Regions from separate parts of the Homo sapiens genome. Here regions 1 and 3 are each linked to region 2. A link is a contact called in ENCODE Hi-C or POLR2A ChIA-PET data. All regions are on one chromosome and are shown on one strand. Each heading gives the region's core, a stretch centred on a gene start or an enhancer-like site at or near the end of the contact. The rest is flanking DNA. Distances are from core to core; before and after follow the strand shown. Region 1 holds the start of WDR11 (WD repeat domain 11). Region 2 holds the start of PDZD8 (PDZ domain containing 8). Region 3 holds the start of ZDHHC6 (zDHHC palmitoyltransferase 6).

The links. Hi-C counts contacts between places; a loop is a spot of excess contacts on that map. ChIA-PET counts read pairs that join two places held with the same protein, here RNA polymerase II (POLR2A). Pooled maps may share reads with other maps.
Region 1: a loop to region 2 is called in a map of CD8-positive, alpha-beta T cell, with 12 times the contacts of the local background. The contact joins the promoter of WDR11 here to the promoter of PDZD8 in region 2. A Hi-C loop is called at or near these places in 1 of 168 maps with a recorded cell type or tissue (CD8-positive, alpha-beta T cell) and 9 of 50 pooled maps. POLR2A ChIA-PET finds 5 or more read pairs at or near these places in 1 of 52 experiments (PC-3).
Region 3: a map of CD4-positive, alpha-beta T cell shows a loop between it and region 2 (6-fold over the local background). The contact joins the promoter of ZDHHC6 here to the promoter of PDZD8 in region 2. A Hi-C loop is called at or near these places in 2 of 168 maps with a recorded cell type or tissue (CD4-positive, alpha-beta T cell and naive thymus-derived CD4-positive, alpha-beta T cell) and 6 of 50 pooled maps.

The regions. Positions count from the first base shown.
Region 1 is chr10:120,849,783-120,854,288 of GRCh38, reverse strand. WDR11 (WD repeat domain 11) reads right to left here and starts at 2,927. Exons shown (of 29, transcript NM_018117.12): 1 at 2,783-2,927; 2 at 1,654-1,765. The coding sequence starts at 2,868. It overlaps WDR11-DT (WDR11 divergent transcript), which reads left to right and starts at 3,110. Exons shown (of 3, transcript NR_033850.1): 1 at 3,110-3,595. RefSeq lists enhancers at 2,443-2,502, 2,197-2,740, 2,513-2,982, 3,143-3,262, 2,741-3,285.
Region 2 is chr10:117,374,001-117,378,250 of GRCh38, reverse strand. It overlaps PDZD8 (PDZ domain containing 8), which reads left to right and starts at 2,811. Exons shown (of 5, transcript NM_173791.5): 1 at 2,811-3,895. The coding sequence starts at 3,024. RefSeq lists an enhancer at 2,371-2,490 and silencers at 2,721-3,040, 3,141-3,320.
Region 3 is chr10:112,444,020-112,448,311 of GRCh38, reverse strand. ZDHHC6 (zDHHC palmitoyltransferase 6) reads left to right here and starts at 1,398. Exons shown (of 11, transcript NM_022494.3): 1 at 1,398-1,607; 2 at 2,662-3,142. The coding sequence starts at 2,876. It overlaps VTI1A (vesicle transport through interaction with t-SNAREs 1A), which reads right to left and starts at 1,097. Exons shown (of 8, transcript NM_145206.4): 1 at 845-1,097. The coding sequence starts at 938. RefSeq lists enhancers at 1,032-1,291, 1,492-1,611.

The DNA of each region.
Region 1 (4,506 bases), core at 1,678-4,177, 3.5 Mb before region 2:
AGACCACAAATTATATGATTCAATTTATATAAAATCCCCAGAATGGGCCAGTCTACAGACACAGAAAGTAGGTCAGTGGTTGCCAAAGGATGAGGGAAATGGGGGAAATGGAATATGACTGCTAGTGGATATAGGGTTTCTTTTTGAGGTAAAAAAGTTCATTGTAATTGTGGCTGCATTAACTGTGGATATACTAAAAGCCACAGAATTGTGCATTTTAAGTCAGTACATTTTATGGTATGAGTATCTCAATAAAGCTATTATTTAAAAAAGAAAAAGACTCCAAATCTCTATCTCTAATCCTGACCTATCTCCTAAAGCCCGGATCACTATAATGCAATATATTACAGGCATCTCAGATTTTGCATGTTGAAAACTTAAAAATTCACTGACTTCACAGATGCTTACCTCTGATAACTGGAAACACTGTCATTCAATTACACCAAAAGAAACCTTGGAGTCACTCTATTCTCTTACTCTCCTTTATACTGATCACTATAAAGGCTATCAGGTTTACCTCTTTGCTGCTCTTAAACATGACTTCTCCATGCCCCAGCTTTATTTTAGGCCCTTAGAATTTCCCACCAAAATTACTGCAGAAATCTCCTAAATGATCTTACTGCCTCCAGTCTTGCATTTCTTCAGCAGATCCTCCACTGCTGCCAGAGTTTTTCTAAGACGCGAATATGGTCACATCAATCTCCTACTCAAAAATCCAAATTCCTGCTGGGCGCGGTGACTCACACCTGTAATCCCAGCACTTTGGGAGGCCAAGGCGGGTGGATCACGAGGTCAGGAGCTCGAGACCATCCTGGCTAACATGGTGAAACCCGGTCTCTACTAAAAATACAAAAAATTAGCTGGGCATGGTGGTGGGTGCCTGTAGTCCCAGCTACTCAGGAGGCTGAGGCAGGAGAATGGCGTGAACCCAGGATGTGGAGCTTACAGTGAGCCGAGATCATGCCACTGCACTCCAGCCTGGGCGACAGAGTGAGATTCTGTCTAAAAAAAAAAAAAATCCAAACTCCTTCGTAATCTTACAAAACTTCAGGACAGACAGCTGAATCTCTCTGGCTGCCTCTTATTTCATCACTCCTACAAGTGTCCCATCTTTAGCCATCTTTATGGCACGCTACTTACTTCTGTGTATATTCTTGCTTTTCCCTGCAATGCTCCTTGTCAATTTTTTACTTGGCTAACTACTGTCTACTAGTCTTGAAACTGTAGACTTCTGTGACTCTCCTCACAACCAGGCAATATGCAGCTCCTCTGTTTTCTCACAGCGTGTTACGCAAGTCTCACTTATCACACTATCACGCTGTGAGTCTTCCTTATAAGATGGAGAATTATCTGAGGGCTTTCATCTCCATATCCATAGCATATGGTAAGTGCTCAAAACTAAGGAATGACTGAGTGGTCTTGTAAATGGTAGAACTTTCATCTGCCTTAAAATGATCTAACAACTAGCATTTAATAACTCACCCTGTATTGACATTAAGTCATATATATGAAAATTCTAGGCTACCCCAAATAGGTTGTTATATTTAAAAGCTATTCAACACTTACACGTAAGACTTAATGAGAGCTTAGTGATACACAGTATTAAACTTTAGACTAGACAACATGTTAGCGTCAAAGTGGGATTTTACTTACCTTTACAACATCAGCTTTATGCTTTTCTAAAACTTGAAGAGTTTGGGCAGTAATGGAATCAATCACTACCACAAGTGAATGACATCCATAAGCAATTAAACCTTGCCAGCCCCTAGCAAAACAGTAATGTTAAAGTTTAAGTACAGAACAAAGCAGGACGACTTCTTTCTTGCCAAGCCTAAATAAATGATAAGTCTAATTCATATGTACCACCATTAATAAAATCATTTAAACCCAAAGGCCAGTATTTATCATTATCCCACTTAAATAAAAGATCTGGCTAAGCTTAAAATGCTTGTTGAAATTCACTTTTCATTCGGATAAAAAAAGTTCTAAAAGATATGAAAATAGAGACCCGAGGACATAAAAAGGAACTTGTGCCCTCTGACTGTTCTTGTAGGCATACGTCTTTCGCTTATCCGATTTCTAATCCTTAGTATCCACAATGTGCCTGGGGATACTGCGACTAATCCTAGTCCTTCCAACTAAATAAAACGACAAACACTGCACAAGACGTTTCAGTCCTCCTAACAACATCCCACAGCCACAGAATTTTGCTTTACATTTGTCTAATGAGTAGTTTTCAGAGCTGCAGTAGTAATTTATAGTGAAAGGAGAGAGTAATAAAGACGACCTGTTGAAGGCAGGAATGTTCTACACAGGAGGAGCCCGAAAAGAGGTGAAAAGGACAGGTGAAAGAACAGGCGCCTAGCACAGGGTCTGGCACATTGTTGAAAGACAACAGGAATACAAGACAACGAAAAAGAAAAGACAGGATGGGAAAGAGAAAGTGCACAGGGAATTAATGGTGGAGAGAGAGAAGCCTGGAAGCTGGAGGAGAGGAAAAGAGAGAGGAATGGAACGGCAAAAGGGCGAGGTGCAGAGAAAACAGCAGAGAAATACGCGAGAAAGAGGGGAAATGTATTTGCATGGGGGAATTTCCCACACGGGGCTATTATCACTTTTGTAACAACAAAAATCCACCAACTGAAAGCAAGCTCATTGCGTGAGGGCGGCTCCCTGCCTTAGCGAGGCCAAACTAACCAGGGGGTGAAACCTCTTGTCCTTCCCCCTTCCCCCTCACACATTCCTGGCCGATCCTGGCGACCTGGAAGCTCGGCGTCCTCACCAGTCCACCGCCGCCTTGTTGTGGGCGTTGAGGGCCCCCGTGAGGGTGCGCGCCGACACCTTGAAGTTCACTGTGTAGGGCAACATCCCGGCGGCCAGCCCAGGACCTGGGCGCTGACCCGCAACCAGGAAGCGGCGGACACTGTGCTTCCGTTCCAAACAGAGTCCGGGTGGCCCCCTCGGCGCCGCTGTCAGGTTCCTCTAGATTCAAGTTCTACAGGCTCCGGGTTCCACCGCTCCCGGATTCCATCGCCCCCAGGTTCCGTTGCCTTCAGTTTCCTAGGATCCTAGGTTCCGCACTCTCCAGAGTTCCGCCGCTTAGGCGGTTGTGCTAATCTGCGTCAGCTGGGGCTGTATTTGGAAGAAGAGGCGCTGCCTCCAGTCAAGTCTGTTTTTTTCAGGTGGGGACTGTAGGCCTTTGTGCCCTGCTGGAAATCGTGAAAAGCAAGAGAGAAGAGTCCCAGTTATTCTTGCTGCCTTTGATAAGTGAATTTAGGGCAACTACTAGTGCCAGTAGGCATGGGGGATCTACCGATGAAGAAGACACAAAGTCTCCGCTCTCGTGGAGTTTACAGAGAATAATGAATGAGATTAATTAAGAAATGAATGAGATTAATTGAATGAAATTGCCAGACTGAATGAAGTGAATGGCCTGAATATAAACAATTTCCAAATACAGATAACACTGCATATCTGGTGTTTGCAATACTCCCTTCGCACTTGAGGAAGAAGCACTATGTCTGGGGCCAAGTGTGACCCTTTGTCTGTTGCTGGGTACCTTTCATTTCGCACTTTCTCCTCTGCTGCTCTCCAGGTCAGACCCAGTCCTTCCCTCCTTTGTGTTCAGTGTTGGGTTTATACGCTTTAACTATAGCACTTAATGCAATGATTTCTTTTCAGCAATGATATTTGCAGATGTGTGTTTCTCTCCCCAATACATTGTTAGTTTCATGCGCGTCCGTGTGAAGAGACCACCAAACAGGCTTTATGTGAGCAATAAAGCTGTTTATTTCACATGGGTGCAGGTGGGCTAAGTCCGAAAAGAGTCAGCGAAGGGAGATAGGGGTGGGGCTGTTTTATAGGATTTGGGAAGGTAATGGAAAATTAGTCAAAGGGGGTTGTTCTCTGGTGGGCAGGGGTGGATCTCACAAAGTACATTCTCAAGGGTGGGGAGAATTACAAAGAACCTTCTTAAGGGTGGGGGAGATTACAAAGTACATTGATCAGTTAGGGTGGGGCAGGAACAAATCACAGTGGTTGAATGTCATCAGTTAAGGCTGTTTGTACTTCTTTTGTGGATCTTCAGTTACTTTAGGCCATCTGGATGTATACATGCAAGTCACGGGATGCGATGGCCTGGCCTGGGCTCAGAGGCGTGACATTCCTGCCTTCTTATATTAATAAGACAAAACAAAATAGTGTTGAAGTGTTGAGGCGGCGAAAATTTTTGGGGGGTGGTATGGAGAGAGAATGGGTGATGTTTCTCAGGGCTGCTTCAAGTGGGATTAGGGGTGGCGTGGGAACCTACAGTGGGAGAGATTAAGCTGAAGGGAGGTCTTGTGGTAAGGGGTGATATTGTGGGGATGTAAGAAGAAACATTTGTCGTATAGAATGATTGGTGACGGCCTGGATACGGTTTTGGATGAATTGAGAAACTAAATGGAATAAGAGAAGGAGAAAAACAGGTATAAAAGGTCTAAGAATTGGGAGGACATAGGACATCTG
Region 2 (4,250 bases), core at 1,562-4,061:
CAGACATAAGTTGTGAATCTTTAGGCAGTTTCATCATTGTGCGAACATCAGAGTGTCCTTACACAAACCTAGATGGGAAACCCTACTACATACCTGGGCCATATTGTATAGCCTATTGTTCCTAGGCTACAAATCTATACAGCACGTTGCTGTACTGAATACTGTAGGCAACCATAACACAATGGTATCTGTGTATCAAAACATCTCTAAACACAGAAATGGCATAGTAAAAATACGGTACTATAATCCTATGGGGCCACCATCCTATAGGCAGTCTGTCGTTAACAAGAACATCCTTCTATGGTGCATGACTGCATATTTGACTTTACAAAAACTCATGATATTTTGATTTCTAAATAATGTTTGAAATATTTAAATATTTCTAAATAACATGCTTAACACTGTGCTTGGCACATGGTCAGTTCTCTGTATTATTATTATTAGTGTTTAATCAATGTTGGTCATGTTTCACACAAGGGAGAATACTTTTTTCTTCCCAAAAGGTTTGCTGAGCTCTTTCATGGATTTGAAGTGTGTCCCTAAGGGGTCAAGTTTTGCTGGGGAATGCAATGACTCTGACTCTGTAAAACAAACTGAGAAGATTTAAGATTCTCACAGGTATTCTGAGGAGCGCAGAAGTGAGAGGAGAAGAGAAAAGAAAGGAGTCTGCAAGATGAAGACTGAGGACTCATTCCCATGAAGACCACAAACTTTCATTGTTGAGGAGGGAGGTGGGTGAAGAATATTTTGCAACTCGGGATGGATCAATATACAGTTTGAGGGTTTTATATTTCAGGAATGTGAATAACTTCTTTCATGCCACCCTACTTCCAGCTTCTGTAACATTTATAATATGCAATGTGCATGAATGTTATGAATAGGTTTACGGTGGAAATCATAGAAGGGTCTACATTTCTCATTTGAGTTGAAACAGTGTAGATCCCAGAGAGCAGCCCAGAAGCAGAGGCCAGGAACCAAAGGGGACCAGAGAACAGAAGTTGCCAAGATCTCCGAAAAATCTCGGCCATGGTTTGAGCATGGTTCCTCAGCAGACACCTATCTTATGTCTTCATAGTAATGAAAGCCATTCTGGTTTCGTATCTGGGCATGATTCGGTAAGGCATGATAAGCCTGGTTCCGAAGTTCTGTACCTGTCCCAGCTGGGTCAGGTCTATTTTTGTGGTAGAATCACCTACAGTTAAGAGAATCCTTGGCTTGGAGGTTTTCTTCTTTTTTTTTTGAGACAGGGTCTTGCACTGTCGCCCAGGCTGGGGTGCAATGGCGTGATCTTGGCTCACTGCAACCCCCGCCTACCGGGTTCAAGTGATTCTCCTGCCTCAGCCTCCTGAGTAGCTGGGACTACAGGCGCGCACCACCACGACCGGTTAATTTTTGTATTTTTAGTATAGACGGGTTTCACCATGTTGGCCAGGCTGGTCTCGATCTCTTGACCTCGTGATCTGCCCGCCTCGGCCTCCCAAAGTGCTGGGATTACAGGCGTGAGCCACCACGCCCGGCCGGCTTGAAGGTTTTCAAGGGCTAGAGAGGAGCCCTGCCCTGGCTCCTTAGGTACAGCCAGAATCGGCCTTTAAGGTATGGGATATCTGACTCCTGCAGGACTGGAACTCCACGTGCTTGGAGGGATAAGCATTTATGATGTAACCACTAAGTAGTCAGAGGGCAGGAGGAGTAACGCTGTTGCTGGGCAACCTGGCTTAGCTTCGTGGCTTTGGTTAAGGTGCTACTCTATGCAAAATTCCTTGCCGTCTTCCCTAATCCGCCTCCCCAATTCTCCCTTCCTGAACATTAGGGAACCCACTGGCCTGCTTACAACTGAAGCAGTTTCTGTGTTAGGGCAGAGAGTAGTGATCAAGACATTAGGGTTTAGTGTTAGATAAACCAGGCTCCACTCTGCGGCCCCACGCAACCTCCCCACGCTCTCTGCACCAGTGTTGGCATCTGTCAAGTGGGTGGGGGCTAACAGTGAATAACTGCCTCATAGATGGACTACCGGCTTAACCAGAGACTGACAGCGGGTCGCATATTAATCTTCCAATCACTTGGCAAACTCGTTTCACTATGCATCTCTCCTCCTGGCTGTTCTTTCAACTTCCTCCTCCCTGAAATTTCGAAGATCCACCTCGGTGGGAAAGTCATTCCGCGTGGCGCGCCCTTTCCCTGCGTCCCTCCTTCCCAGGGCCCACCCTCCGCGGACGCAGAGCGTCTGCCGGGGGGACGGCAGGTCCGCGATGGCTGCCTCTGAGGCAGTCGGTCCCCTCTCGCCGTGGGCTTGGGAAGCGTCCGAAAGGCCCGCTCGGATCGTCTGCGGTGCTGCCCGCAGGGAAAGCGCCGCTGCCAGCCGGGCTGTCACGGGTGCGAGTGGAAGAAGCACACCGCAGGATGAGCGACGCCGCTGCAGAGGTAACCGCGGGGACTGCGGCCAGAGACGGGGGATGGGCGCAGCCGAGGATAACGGGATGGCCGGCATCCGGAACGCGTCAGGCCCGCTCCGCCGGACCGCCTTATCCTCCAGCCCGCGTCCCCAGCCGTCCTCCCAGATCCCGACCGCAGCTCCAGAAGTGACGGCCACGTGGGTGGCGGCGCGCGCCGCGGGGATTGGAATGTTGGCGTGGGGGGACGAGGTTGGAAGGGCCGCAGAGAAGTAAAGGAGGACCCGCGTCCGCGTGCCCGGGCGCCGACTGCTGGGCGACGCCGCCGGGAGCGAGCACGCCTCTGACGTCACGCGCTGCTCGTCCAATGAGTGGAGGCCTGAGGGAGGCGCCGGTCCCGGCCCCGCTGCCGCCGCCGCCACACCGGCCCTTCGGGAGCGTCTGAGGAGGCGCGGGCCGCTGCGGGCTCGGGCGCCGCAGCGCGCCGGCCCGAGCCCCTGGACGAGGCCCACGGAGCCGCTCGCCCCGACCCAGCCGCCCGATGTCCTCAAAATGGAGGCAGCGGGGGCGGCGGCGTGAAGAAAGCGGCGCTGTGGGCGCGGGAGTAGGGGCCCGGGCGGAGGCGGTGGCGGGATGGGGCTGCTGCTCATGATCCTGGCGTCGGCCGTGCTGGGTTCCTTCCTCACGCTCCTCGCCCAGTTCTTCCTGCTGTACCGCAGACAGCCCGAGCCGCCGGCGGACGAGGCCGCCCGCGCGGGCGAGGGCTTCCGCTACATCAAGCCAGTGCCGGGCCTGCTCCTAAGGGAGTACCTTTATGGCGGCGGCCGGGATGAGGAGCCCTCCGGAGCGGCCCCTGAGGGCGGCGCGACCCCCACCGCGGCCCCCGAGACCCCCGCCCCGCCGACGCGGGAGACTTGCTACTTCCTCAACGCCACCATCCTATTCCTGTTCCGGGAGTTGCGGGACACCGCGCTGACCCGCCGCTGGGTCACCAAGAAGATCAAGGTGGAGTTCGAGGAGCTGCTGCAGACCAAGACGGCCGGGCGCCTGCTGGAGGGGCTGAGCCTGCGGGACGTGTTCCTGGGCGAGACGGTGCCCTTCATCAAGACCATCCGGCTCGTGCGGCCAGTCGTGCCCTCGGCCACCGGGGAGCCCGATGGCCCTGAAGGGGAGGCGCTGCCCGCCGCCTGCCCCGAGGAGCTGGCCTTCGAGGCGGAGGTGGAGTACAACGGGGGCTTCCACCTGGCCATCGACGTGGACCTGGTCTTCGGCAAGTCCGCCTACTTGTTTGTCAAGCTGTCCCGCGTGGTGGGAAGGCTGCGCTTGGTCTTTACGCGCGTGCCCTTCACCCACTGGTTCTTCTCCTTCGTGGAAGACCCGCTGATCGACTTCGAGGTGCGCTCCCAGTTTGAAGGGCGGCCCATGCCCCAGCTCACCTCCATCATCGTCAACCAGCTCAAGAAGATCATCAAGCGCAAGCACACCCTACCGAATTACAAGATCAGGTGAGCTGGAGGTCGGGGAGGGGGCCTGGCTGCCGGGAACCCGGGCCTGGGCGGGACGCTGCGTGGATTGGGAAGGGCAAAGGCTCATTTCTGTCCTGGCGCCTGCTTCTGGGGCCTTCCCACCCTGGACAGGGCCCCAGATCAAGGCGAGTCGTGAACACTTGCTTTGCTTCCGAACGGCATTGATAGGAGCTAGAAACCTTTTCGCGTGTTCATGGGGACTCAGGGTGCTGTCAACGCGGGCAGAATCGTCTCCTTTTATAAGCAGCATATTGGAAATGGAAGGGAAGCCTACCCTAATCCCCAGGAGTCGCTTCTGGGACTGTTGAGAAACTCTCCCTCTATGTGGTTGCTG
Region 3 (4,292 bases), core at 149-2,648, 4.9 Mb after region 2:
AAATTATCTTGTACCAAGTTTTACATGAAACTGGGTTATACAATAAATCCCCAAGAAGGATGAGAAACAAGAAATGGGGGTGGGGGGTATGAAAAATACTAATGCTAATACAGCAACTAACAACACCAAAAGTGACTTTAAATATGTTATATAAATTTAATCTACCTAACAACCCCATGAGAGAAGTACAATTTTCCCCCATTTACTAAGAAGGAAAGTTGAAAGAGACTAAGAAGTCTGTTTAAGAGGCACAACTTTTATTTTATTTATTTATTTGAGACGGAGTTTCACTCTTGTTGCCTAGGCTGGAGTGCAATGGCGAGATCTTGGCTCACTGCAACCTCCGCCTCCCGGGTTAAGAGGCACAACTTCTAAGTGACAGAGGTAGGATTTGAATCTAGGCACCCTGATTCTTACCTCTATTTTGCCGCATATAATTATAACAATATTATTACTAACACAACAACGCCGCTGTAGATTGTAGATCCATAGGCTACATACTTTCATTCATTTTCTTTGAATACTCACATGTCTATAATTTACAAATGAAAACATTAAGACTCTTAAGACGTTAAGAAACGTTTCCAGGTTATGCAAGTTACAAGAAGGTAGAGCCGGGATTCGAACTCAGATGGCTCAGATTCCGAAGGCTCTTTTCACGGCACCCCACACCCGAACTTGACTCCTTACCCTCAACCAAGCCAAGCCGTATCCCTCCTGGGAACAGCCGGCACCACCCACTCCAGCCTCGCGCCTCATAGACACACTTACTCGGGCGGCGTTCCACCGCCCGCACCCTCCCAGCTCTCCCCAGCACCCTCGTCCAGCCGGGCAAGGCTCTCACCAGGCGGGAGTCGTGGGACCCTCGCAATCTTGCTGGTGATCTCTGCAGTGAGCACCGCGAAGTCCTGCTCGTAACCTTCGAAGTCGGACGACATGGCGGCTCCGGAACGAGTAGCCCAGGCCAAAGCCTAGGTCAGGGAAAGGGCCTCGAGGGGCAGCGAGGGGCCCCGCGGCTTAGGAACCCCGGAAGGTGCCCCCGAGAGCAGAACGGAGAACCGGGGACAGCTCTCAACCCAGCCGCTTCCTGGTTGTTCGTCGCAATCTCGGTTCTCCGGAAATTGGGTTGCGTGCGTGCTTTATTTTCCGCTCCGACTTTAAGATAAGTAAGTTCGCAAAGGAAAAGCGCCCCAATTAGTGCCTCCCCCCAGAAAAGCGTATGAAAATATGCAAGTTCTGAGGGATCATTAGAAGCGTTTTTTCCCCCCTTCGTGTTCTGGGAATCGGCTCCGGATCCACACGCTACAAGGCACAGCAGCTTGCTTCCGGAGGGAGGTTTGAGGCGGCGAACCTCCGGAAGTGACAGTAACAGAGACTGCGCAGGGGGCCTGAGCGGGAGAGTCCTGGCGAGGGCGCTGGCCGAGAGGTGCTCGGCTTGTAGCAGGTCCCGCACTCCAGCCTCTCGCTGCCAGGGTTTGCTCTCTGCTTGTCCTGGGCTGAGGTGTCCATGACGGAGTCATCCAAGGAGGAAAAAATCTGTTCCGGGTGAGCCCAGGCCGCCCCGGATATGCGATGGCTGAGGAGCAGACACCAGGGACCACACTGAGGTGGGAGTCAAGGCAGGGAATATAAGCACGATTTTGGTGGTCTTTGTCCCACCAGAGTGGGAGCAGGCTCTCCTGAATGTTGAGACCAACCTGGCTTACCAGGATATTTCTTCCTTGGGTGAGGATTTATTTCTAAGCCCTCTGCTCCATGACTCGGGCGGGAAACTGAGGCACAAGTCAACAGCGTCTGCTGCGTGGTAGTCTGTATTATCCATGTAGCTCAGATCCTCTTCCAGATCTTCAGATCCAGTCCAGGCAGAGATGCCCTTCCACAAATCTCTCCGGAGCTCGCCGCCCTGCCTTCCATTTCCCTCGCTCCTGGAGGCACTTCCTCTTCTTTCTTCCCTCGAATCTTCTAATTCAGGTTCTTCTCATATACTCTTCTGGTCATAATTTCACACACACCACACACACTCTCGCTCTATCTCCTCCCTTCCTTTCCTTGCATGCTCTCTTTGCTTTCACTGTCGCTCCTTTACTTTTGGGCCAAATTGACTGTTCTCTTGATGTTTGGGTGGCGGGGTGGAGGAGACTGCAGGCAAATGGCATAGACCATGTCTGACTCATACTTGGCTTAATTCAAGACTTCATAAGAGGCAGCTTAGAATTTCATAAAGGGAGGTCGTTGACTTGCCTTCTATTCTGGTTCACCTGTTACTTGTGACCTTGGTCTAATCACTCAGCCTCTCTAAGACAATTTCTGTTCTATGAAGAAGGAAACTGAATTAGATCAACTCTAAGGTCCTAAAATTCTTTGTCTTCTCAAACTATTCACTAAGCGTTGGATGGTGACAGTCCCCTGACAAGCGGAGAAGGAATAAAAAAAACTATTTTGGAATCGTGTATCCAGTTTGCATGCCATTCAAACTTGTACCATATTTTGGATAAGTCAAAAGTAGTTCTTTTTGACATTTGACAAGATATGCATCCCAAAGTGTAGTGCACTTGTGAGATGCTGTTGTGTAGGTGTTTATTGTAGTTAACAAGTATGGTATGCAATAAAGGTTTTGTTTTGTTTTGTTTTAACTGAACTTTCCCATTTTGTTTTCTTTAGGTTGGGTTTCAGACCAAGACACTGGATTCTCCTAGTTAAGATAAAGAGCTTTGGGTGCCTGACAGTGAAAATGGTGTAATCTGCGTTAACAGTTCACAGCTTGAAGGCATGACAATTAAAGAACACACATGGACTTGTGGCACATGGAAATGTGCGCACAGAAAAAGGAAATCTATAATTCTTTTAAAGTAGGAAGGCATTCTTCCTTGCCAAAATGGGTACATTCTGTTCGGTTATCAAGTTTGAAAATCTACAAGAATTAAAGAGACTGTGTCACTGGGGTCCCATCATAGCCCTTGGTGTTATAGCAATATGTTCTACCATGGCCATGATTGACTCTGTGTTGTGGTATTGGCCCTTACATACAACTGGAGGAAGTGTGAATTTCATCATGTTGATAAATTGGACTGTCATGATTCTTTATAATTACTTCAATGCCATGTTTGTCGGTCCGGGCTTTGTCCCTCTGGGGTGGAAACCGGTAAGAAAGATTCTGTAAGACAATGAACTTTAATGATAATCGTATATTTGGTTTTTGCCTTATCTACTAACCAATAATACCAAACACAGCCTACTGTTTGTCCTCACAGAGACTAAGTATATTACTCTAATCACTGATCATTTAGGCTCGGAGACTTTATTTCATATCTGTTTGAACACATTGATCCAAAATAGCATTTTCCAAAGCAATTTTATTGAATATTTGCTCTGCATTAAAAAAAAGATGGAGGTGGGGTGGAGGTGGGATAGGTTCATGGTCAAAAGTTTAGGAAACATCACATGTCATACACAGTGAGGTTTGGCTGTAGTACCTTTTTTCATGTAATACATTAACATCCCTTAGAACTGAGAAAAACGCTTTAGAAACTGCTGGTTTAAATCATAAAGTTTTAAAATCATTGCACTGAAAATATAACATTGGGAAGTATAGTCCAAATCCATTTATAGCTTAAAAACTACTGGGAAATTTATGCTTATGAATGTCCATGTTTCCTGCTAAGGGACCACACCTGATGGCTTGTCAGAAAGGCAGAATCTTGGGCTCCACTTCAGACATACTGAAGCAGAATCTTTATTTTAATAAAGTGCCCAGGTGATGCTTAGGTATATTAAAGTTCGGGAAGCACTGGTGTATATCATGTGCTATGTACTATTCAAAATGCGTACAGAGGAGGGTAAGATGTAATTTGAACTCTGAAAGAGCTTATAACCTAAGCAAGAAACAAACGCACTTGTGCAAATCACTAAACTATAAAGTAGAACGTGATGGGTGCTGTTAAAGTTAGAAGAATTGAGCATTGTTAGTTGGGGACCTGAGGGAGGAGTGGGAATTTCCAAAGGAGATGGGGAAGAGGGCATTTCAGGTTGAAAGAATGGTGGGACCACGTATTCAGAAACAGTAGACAGCCCTGTGTGACTGGGGAAAAGATCATGTAGGGCAGAGACAGCTGAAACAAAGGCAGATTGTGACAGTCTTAAATACATGAGAAATTGTAGACCATAGAAAGTTGTAGGGGTTTTCAGGCAGAGTCTGACACAGTCAGAGGTGTATTATAGGAATATTATTTTGACAATACACGGTTTGTGCTGAAGAAAAACTACAGTAAAGGAAACTAGTTAGGAAGTGATTA